Linked DNA regions of Homo sapiens: region 1 is linked to region 2. Evidence: chromatin loops called from intact Hi-C (ENCODE). Cell type or tissue: GM12878. All regions are shown on one strand.

Region 1 (4,000 bases), 330 kb after region 2:
GTCCCTACCAGATTAGCTAGATACAGAGTGCAAATTGGTGCATCCACAAACCCTGAGCTAGACACAGGGTGCTGATTGGTGTGTTTACAAACCTTGAGCTAGATACAGAGTGCTGATTGGTGTATTTACAATACCTTAGCTAGACATAAAGGTTCTCCAAGTTCCCACTAGCCTCAGGAGCCCAGTTGGCTTCACCCAGTGGATCCTGCACCAGGGCCGCAGGTGGAGCTGCCTCCCAGTCCCATGCAGTGTGCCCACACTCCTCAGCCCTTGGGCGGTTGATGGGACCAGGGCGTGGAGCAGGGGGTGGGGCTGGTGGGGGAGGCTTGGGCCACCTAGGAGCAGGGGTGGGGGGTGGTGGGGGGTGGTGTGCTTAGGCATGGCGGGCTGCAGGTCCTGAGCTCTGCCCCGCCGGGAGGCATCTGAGGCCCTGTGAGAATTCGAGTGCAGTGCTGGCAGGCTGGCACTGCTGGGGGACCCGGTGCACCCTCCGCAACTGCTGGCCTGGGTGCTAAGCCCCTCACTGCCAGGGGCTGGCGGGGCCACCGACCGGCTGCTCCGAGTGCTTGCCTGCTGAGCCCACACCCACCTGGAACTCGCGCCGGCCCTCAAGCGCCGTGCACTGCCCTGGTTTCCGCCCGTGCCTCTCCCTCCACACCTCCCTGAAAGCTGAGGGAGCCGGCGGCCTCGGCCAGCCCAGAAAGGGGCTCCCACAGTGCAGCGGTTGGCTGAAGGGCTCCTCAGGTGCGGCCAGAGTGGGTGCCGAGGCCGAGGTGGTGCCGAGAGTGAGCGAGAGCTGCGAGGGCTGGCAGCACGCTGTCACCTCTCACCAGTATATTCCCAATAGATTGTTTCCCAGTCTTCTGGAAAGGACATATTCTGCTAATAGTATCCACAGAACAATGACAACTCAGAAAATCTAGTGGAAACTTCTAGCCTAAACCTAAGGACAACAATGGCAAACCTCTATGAATTGCTGATCATCTTCCATGGGATAAACACTACTGATACATTATCTCATTGAATCCCCATCACAACAATGCCCAGTAGTCATCATGTCTCCTGTTTTAAAAATGGAGAAAGTGAGGCTCAGGAATCTTAAGAAATTGTGACAGGTATGAAGACAGTACAAACAGAAGCAGGATTGACAGTCAGGATCTCTGATTCCAAAGTTCCTTATGTTTTGTTGCATCTGTTAAAAGATTCTTTCTAGTCAGGGCTTCCTGGAGGGAAGAGTTATTAGGTCAACCTGATATAGGAAGCACAGATGGTAAAATGGGACCACTACCTGAAGGAGGCTTTATCTTGGCAAGGAAAATGAGATTGTCATGCAAGAGATAAACAGCACAGGCCAACAGGGCATACGTTGCCACCAGAAGTCTGGGTTGCCATGTCTAGGGAGTCATATATGTAAGTCATGAATTGTGGATATCAACTTGTAAGAAGTAGACAAGAGACAGAGACTCAGAGATGGAGCAACTAGAGGGGCAGCTGGAGCAGCTCAGGCCAGAGGCTGAGTTCCAGGCTGCATTCTAATTTAACTGCTCTTTGACTTGGAACAGTTATTTCCACTTCTCTAGGCCTAAACTTTCTCACCTATGAAAGGAAACTGGATTAGAAATGATTTACTTGTGTAGGTCTCTATTTAAAACATAGTCCCCAGCAGAGCATCTGGTGGCTTTCTCAAGCAGAAATGTATTTGTTGTGCAGTTTCCCCATTTGAGTCACTTATATTTCTCATTATCTACTCTTTCTCACAATGTATTTGTCTAGATCAGTTTTAGAAAAAAATAATCTTGGGTAGGAATAATAACTACTGCTATGAAGCACTATTTTAGCTTATTTGGTCTTCTATTTAAAAGCCTGTGTTGTGGTCAGCATACTCTAGGGGAAGAAATTATTTCAGAATGTCAGCACATCACCTTGAAAAAGTTTACCTCTTTAAAAATGTGTCTTGAAGTGTACAGAAGAGGCATAATTTGCATACTTTTGTTTCCTGAAACAGTGTTTTTCCAAATAACTCATCTGTTAAGTCCCTATTTGCCTGCAGCAATATAGAATGCATACTCTCTTTGACAGAGAAAATTAATAGTGCATTAGGGAACTTTCATTTCTGGAATAGCAGTTCAGATTTAGTCTAGTCATCTAATCCAAGATATTAGTATCATTTTGGGAGCATGATCCTTGGGAGAGTAAAATTCCATATAAATGGCCATCGGTGTCAATTCTGTGTTTCAATTTGACAATCACTCATTTAATATATGCTATGAGCAAGGACCAAAGCCAGGTGAGATGTATAAATAAAAACAACTTCTTTGAGATTCAATTTCTTCACCTCTTGTAAAGTAACACAATTATTTCACTGAAATGGTAATGATTATGGTATATACCTCAAATAAGAATTAAATGAGATGGTGGATATAAAATGCCTGGCACAGCTCCTGGCATGGTGGAGATACTAAAAAAAATAGTAACTTCAATACAAAAAGTGTAGCCCTTGTTGCCCTGAAATAATTGAATTCAAGTAATGGGAATCTAATAAGAGATCCCAAACAATAAGCTATAATGTAAGATAGAATACAATCAGTTTTTATTTCATAAAAAAATGGAAAGAACAAAATTGAGAAGCATAGAGAAAAAGGCAGATAGTATTTTTGTCTAAAGAAATTAGGTGAAAATTCATTAATAAAGTGACATTTTTTGGACCTTACAAGAGAAATTAGGTTTTAATATGCATTGTAAGGGTATTTGGTTTTTAGACTTCTTAAAACAGCAGCCATGATCAGGACAATATAACTAAGAAGTAAAACTTCCATGGTAAAGATTGTAATCCTACAATTAAAAGTAGTTTCAAGTGGCAGGTTTCAGAGCCCTGTCTCTAGTTTTGTCCTAATCAGCCCTTTTGTCAGTGACTTGATTATCACCTTATCAGATGATATGAAAGTGGGAGATAATTTAAATCCAATGAGTGGGCTCAATCTAATAGGATGGTGTTTAAAAGCAATAAATACATTTATAGTTCTGTACTTAGGTCCACATAATTAGGCATGAGAGTTTAGGTTACAAAGAAACCCAATGGTTTTAGGCAATTGTAACTCCATGCATGACATAGCATCCAAAATTTCATGGAGACTTTTTTCTCTTCGTTAATAAAACGATCTCACTGAATAAATATCCAATTAGGTCCTTCTGTATGCAAAGAACATATAGCAGTACAGAGTATGCATACACGTGGATTTTATAATTTTGAAACTAAAATTTCAGTAGAATGAAGAGAAGTGAAACAAATTTCACAGTTAAATGTTGCACGACAATTGTGACAAGTGTTGAGAGGGAGAAGTGCAGGGTGTCATCCATGCACATGAGATGGGGACGGAGACCTGAACTCTCGTCAGAATCAGGGAAGGCTTCCTTGGGAAGTGATTTTTACTGAGATCTGAAAGATGAGTATGAATTAGCCAGGTAAAAAGCAGCAAGAGGGTCCCTCAGGGAGAGGAAATAGCATATTTAAAGGCCATTGAACTGTCCCACAGGGTCTCATACGTATTCCTTCTGCTTCTGATGGTTTGATGCAGATGTATATGGGGGCCTTGGAAGATATGTATTGATGGATGTACAAATTATTACTACCAATTTGGAAAATAATCGGCACTAGCTTCAAAGTTAAAACATTGTCTTACTCCATAGCCAAAAATGAGAAGATAGAGTGAGAAGAGAAGACGTGCCAGGTTTGAGCCTTAAAGGCATTTAGTTAAGTTGGTAAGACTTGTGAGAGCCAGATAACTTATAGACGGTGGATGTGGTCAGTGTTATAAAAGAGATAAGATAAGGCTTTGTAAAGCATAGAAAATATTTTTATTTTATTTTATTTATCAAGATGATGTTTCAGTTGTCTTTACTAAAAGATCTAATTTTGTTGGGCAGAATTAGGGTGATCTCAATATAAAAAGACTGGTTAGAAGAGAATAAGACAGTAAAGATGATTTAACGGAATTAACCA
Region 2 (4,000 bases):
CTTTCAACCTCCACTTCAATGCACTAGTTGCCAGACAAGTTAATTTTAATTTTTAAAACCTCCATCCATTTTGGTTTTGCATGAAATGTTATTGTCAGCATTCAGGTGGTAGCAGTGCTCCAGTTCTAGTACTACCTTTCCCATCTTCTGCATCCTTCTAGAATCCCTTCTTGCTTGTCACGGTCACACACACTCATAAGTGTGTCTCTCTTTTTATGTGTGTATGTATATATGTAAATAAAGAAAATAAAAATATATACTCTTTCTTTAAAAAGAGTTTCTGTACAACATTAGGTTCTGCAGAGGGGTTGTTTGGTCTGGGGACTATATGCAAATATGAGATTTCTGTATTAGCAGCATATCTGATACTTTCCAACTAGTTTTTTTTTTTTCTTGTCAATCAAACATACTATGTAGATATTAGCTGTAGGCAAGGAAAGATTTAAAAATATAACCGACATGGGCAATATAGTGAGACTCTGTCTCTACAAAAAAAATTAAAAAAATTAGCAGGGTGTGGTGGCACATGCCTGTGGTCTCAGCTACTTGGGAGGCTGATGTGGGAGGATTGCTTAAGCCTGGGAGTTGGAGGCTGCAGTGAGCTGTGATCTCACCACTGCACTCCAGCCTGGGCAACAGAACAAGACCCTGTCTCAAAATAAATTAAAAACATATATATATAACCTATGACAATGGGAAACATAAGAAGTACTATAAAACTGGATATCAGATACTATTAATAAGTGAAATAAATGTTTTTACTCAGGTAATTCCTCTATGTGACTTATGGTATCCTCAAAGTGAGCTCATACTGTAACTTTCACATAACTTTCCGTCAAATGTGAAGATTTTTTTCTTCTCTCAGGGGACAGTTAATGCCTTTTGGTAAATGTAAAACTGTACTGCGAATGTCAGTTCCTGATCAGATTTGCCTGAGTCTCTAAAGGGAACATGACAAGGGGCTTTGTGCCTGCTGTGTAGGGTGTGTGGTAAGGCGTCTTTCTTCCTTGTGGCTGAATTTGGAATGCCCCGCTCTTTCAGTAAGTGCCATTAATTACACTATTGCTCCTAGAGCACTGAACTGCTCAGCAGGGAATTTCTCCCCACTTTCTGGAGTCTCTGGGGCAGTTTCCATTCATTGCTGTGGGTGGTGGTGAGGCACAGGCTCTGCACCAGCCGCCTGGCTGGAATCCGCCTGGAGACCTCTTTGTGATTTCCCTGAGCTGGGAGAGGGGATTTGGAGCACCTGGTGGGGGGATGCAGCTTGCCACCCTCGTCTTCGTCAGCCTCTCCCCTCCACCCCCTGCACTTGGGAGCACCACCCGGCAGCAGTGTTTTTGTGCCTTGAAACCTTTTGGAGCCGCTGGAATGGAGGCCACCCAGAGCTTCTGTGAGCAGCTGTAGCTGCAGATCTCCTATTGGCCAGAGCAGAGAATGTTCTTACTTATCTCCATTGAGCATGGGTGGCCGTGATCCCTCAGGATAATGCAATTTCTCACTGTCTGGAGGTGGAAGCTATTGTCCTGCTCTCCAGCTTGTTGTTTGAAGTCTTTTTGTAAGGCTTCCGGCTTCTGCTGACTCACAGACACACACAGAAAAACTCCCTTACTGGCTTGCTCCCTCCCAAGGCTTTTGAAATGGCTAAGGAGATAACAAACCTCCCCCCTGCAAGGGGGTAATAGCTTAAATAGTAAGTAGAAAGAACTGTTTTGTACATGTCCACAAAGTCTGAGAAACTTCATCTTCCTCTTTCACTGCTCACTCCGTTTCCTTCCTTGTCCCTTACTCCCCTCTTCAAAAGTTTTGGGCTGAGCCACAGGCCTAAATGTGGTTTGCATATGATTTTTACAGAGGCACAATTCACATCTGGGGACTTTTTCAGATTAACAAGTTGAAGGATGCCATCTTTGTTTCCCCTATGGAAAATTGCCATTTCTAATGAACATTTTATGAAGAAGCCTTCTTCACTTACCTCTCCCACTTGTGATAAACTGTAATTAAAATGTATGAAGAACTTGATTCATGGTGTATGCACCTGGGCTCTTTGTGGAGTCTCTCTTAGCAATATGCCGTGAGAACAGACTGGCAGTTGATGGATTTCTAAAGCAGAAAATCAAGCTTATTCACAATAGAAGCTTATAGTTTTAAAAACCACATGGATAAGAGGACTGTAGTTTTGCAAGATTTGGCAATCATCGATGAACCCAGTAGCCACAGTGACCGAGACTGAAAATGTAGAAGGCTAGCTTTCCTTCTTAATTACTTTTAAACTACGTTAGCAAATTCTCAGGGTCAGTGTGATAGTGATAGTTTCAATGCTTGATTATAGTGATTTTTTTTCGCATAATAATTTTCTTATGTTCCCGTAGCGTAACATAGGTCTTTTTATTAATTAAGGAGAAAGAGAAAGATTGTGTAGAAAGCATTCTTATGTGGTAGCATGTGTGAACTTCTTATAATTAGCAACATGTCCTCATTGCGTACTTAGAAAAATCCAGTGATATAAATCCTCTATTTTGTGCAGTCACTATTTACCCAACTAAATCATTTAACTGATAACATTCACACCTTTCTCCATGATATTTTAGAATAATATCAATGTACAAAAATAATCTCTGTCCTTTCATTGTCATCAGTTTATGAAAATACTGCCAAAGAGTTGGAAAACAAAGTTTTCTCATGTTTTACAACACAGCTCCCCTGGGCCACTGGGCCTAATTTGTTCTTACTAATTTTCAAAAGAGACTCCATCCTTTAGCTCCCCAGAAATATACAGGCTGTCCTAAAGAAGCCGCAGCCTGATACAGAAACTCTGCCAACTTCTAGGAAATGGAAGGTTCTGGAAAGTAGATCATTTTTCCCTCTGGTAGGAACAATATAAGTTTTAGACGTGGGTGGGGGGGTGTTGTGTTTGTGTTAGACATATATGTATACAGCTGCTAGTGCAAAAATCACAAACCTTTCAGTTTCCCTAAGGCTTGTCTGCAGCCCTTGTGCCTTGAATGCAGATTGTAATAAATAGAGGCAGTCTCTGGCTGGAAATGCCGGACATCTCTGTTTGAGTTAGAGCTCTTGTTCCAGGCGTCAGGGGATTAAGACAGAGGGTTGTTTTCTAGCTTGCCCTAGAGCCCCTGGGCCTTTGCGGATTGGCGTAGTTGCCTTTCTGTGTGTGCAGAATCTTGCCTCCAGCCTCCCACAGTGTGGGGAGAGAGAATAGGGAGAAGTGAGGGAAGGGAGGTAAATTATTCAACTTCTGCAAAATGTCAGGCACTGTGCTGGGTACTGTACATATATTTCACTGAAAAGTAAGTCTTTTATAAATATGGCAATGTAGAGCTTCAGAGATGGGATTTTGGAGCCAGACCGCCGAAATCAATGATTTTGCCAGGATTCAAATGATAACTTGGCCACTTTCGAGGTATAGGACTACTTGGTGCCTCAGTTTCTCCATTTGTAAAGTGGGGATAATATCAGAACTAACCTCAATTGTTTGTTGTTGGGATTAAATTGTAAAGTACTTAGAAGCGTGCCTGGCATGCAGTGATAGATAAGTGTTACATGAAAGGAATGGAAAACAGAAGTTAATCCACTTGCCCAGTTCAACTAGCAAGTAGCTGGGGCAGGATTTGAATCTGGGTCTGTTGGCTTAAAAGAGATGATTTTTGCCTGGGGAACATGGTGAAACCTCATCTCTACAAAAAATACAAACATTATCCAGGCATAGTGATGCCCCCCTGTAGTTCCAGCAACTTGGGAGGCTGAGGTGGGAGGATGGCTTGAGGCTGGGAGGTGGAGCTTGCAGTGAGCTGTGATTGTGCCACTGCACTCTAGCCTGGGGTAACAGAGTGAGAACCTGTCTCAAAAAATAAAAATAGAGATACGATATTTTTACCTTACCATAGCACCATACTTTCTTTTCTTCCTAGCTACATTTGAGGTGGTACCTTGGAGTCAATTCTCTCCATTCCTCCCCACCTTACCTGATCAGGGGTGGTTGCTG

What was found. Peaks named below come from ENCODE experiments on the same cell type or tissue, not always from the same donor. Only the 100,000 strongest peaks of a DNase experiment are listed, where the experiment ranks them.
Region 1: a loop joins it to region 2, with 4 times the contacts of the local background. A loop is called at or near these places in 1 of 110 quality-filtered maps.

The regions. Positions count from the first base shown.
Region 1 is chr6:22,356,141-22,360,140 of GRCh38, forward strand. It overlaps a transcript of LOC105374971 not described here. Among named protein-coding and RNA genes, the nearest start is that of PRL, 61 kb to the left of the region's middle. In GM12878, no CTCF peak of the experiment used is centred here; DNase peaks (open chromatin) are centred at 1,671 and 1,971; H3K27ac peaks cover 1,339 bases.
Region 2 is chr6:22,024,318-22,028,317 of GRCh38, forward strand. All of the region lies in intron 7 of CASC15 (cancer susceptibility 15), which reads left to right. Among named protein-coding and RNA genes, the nearest start is that of NBAT1, 120 kb to the right of the region's middle. RefSeq lists enhancers at 1,624-1,793, 2,809-3,520. In GM12878, no CTCF peak of the experiment used is centred here; DNase peaks (open chromatin) are centred at 944 and 1,724; H3K4me3 peaks cover 1,585 bases; H3K27ac peaks cover 3,793 bases.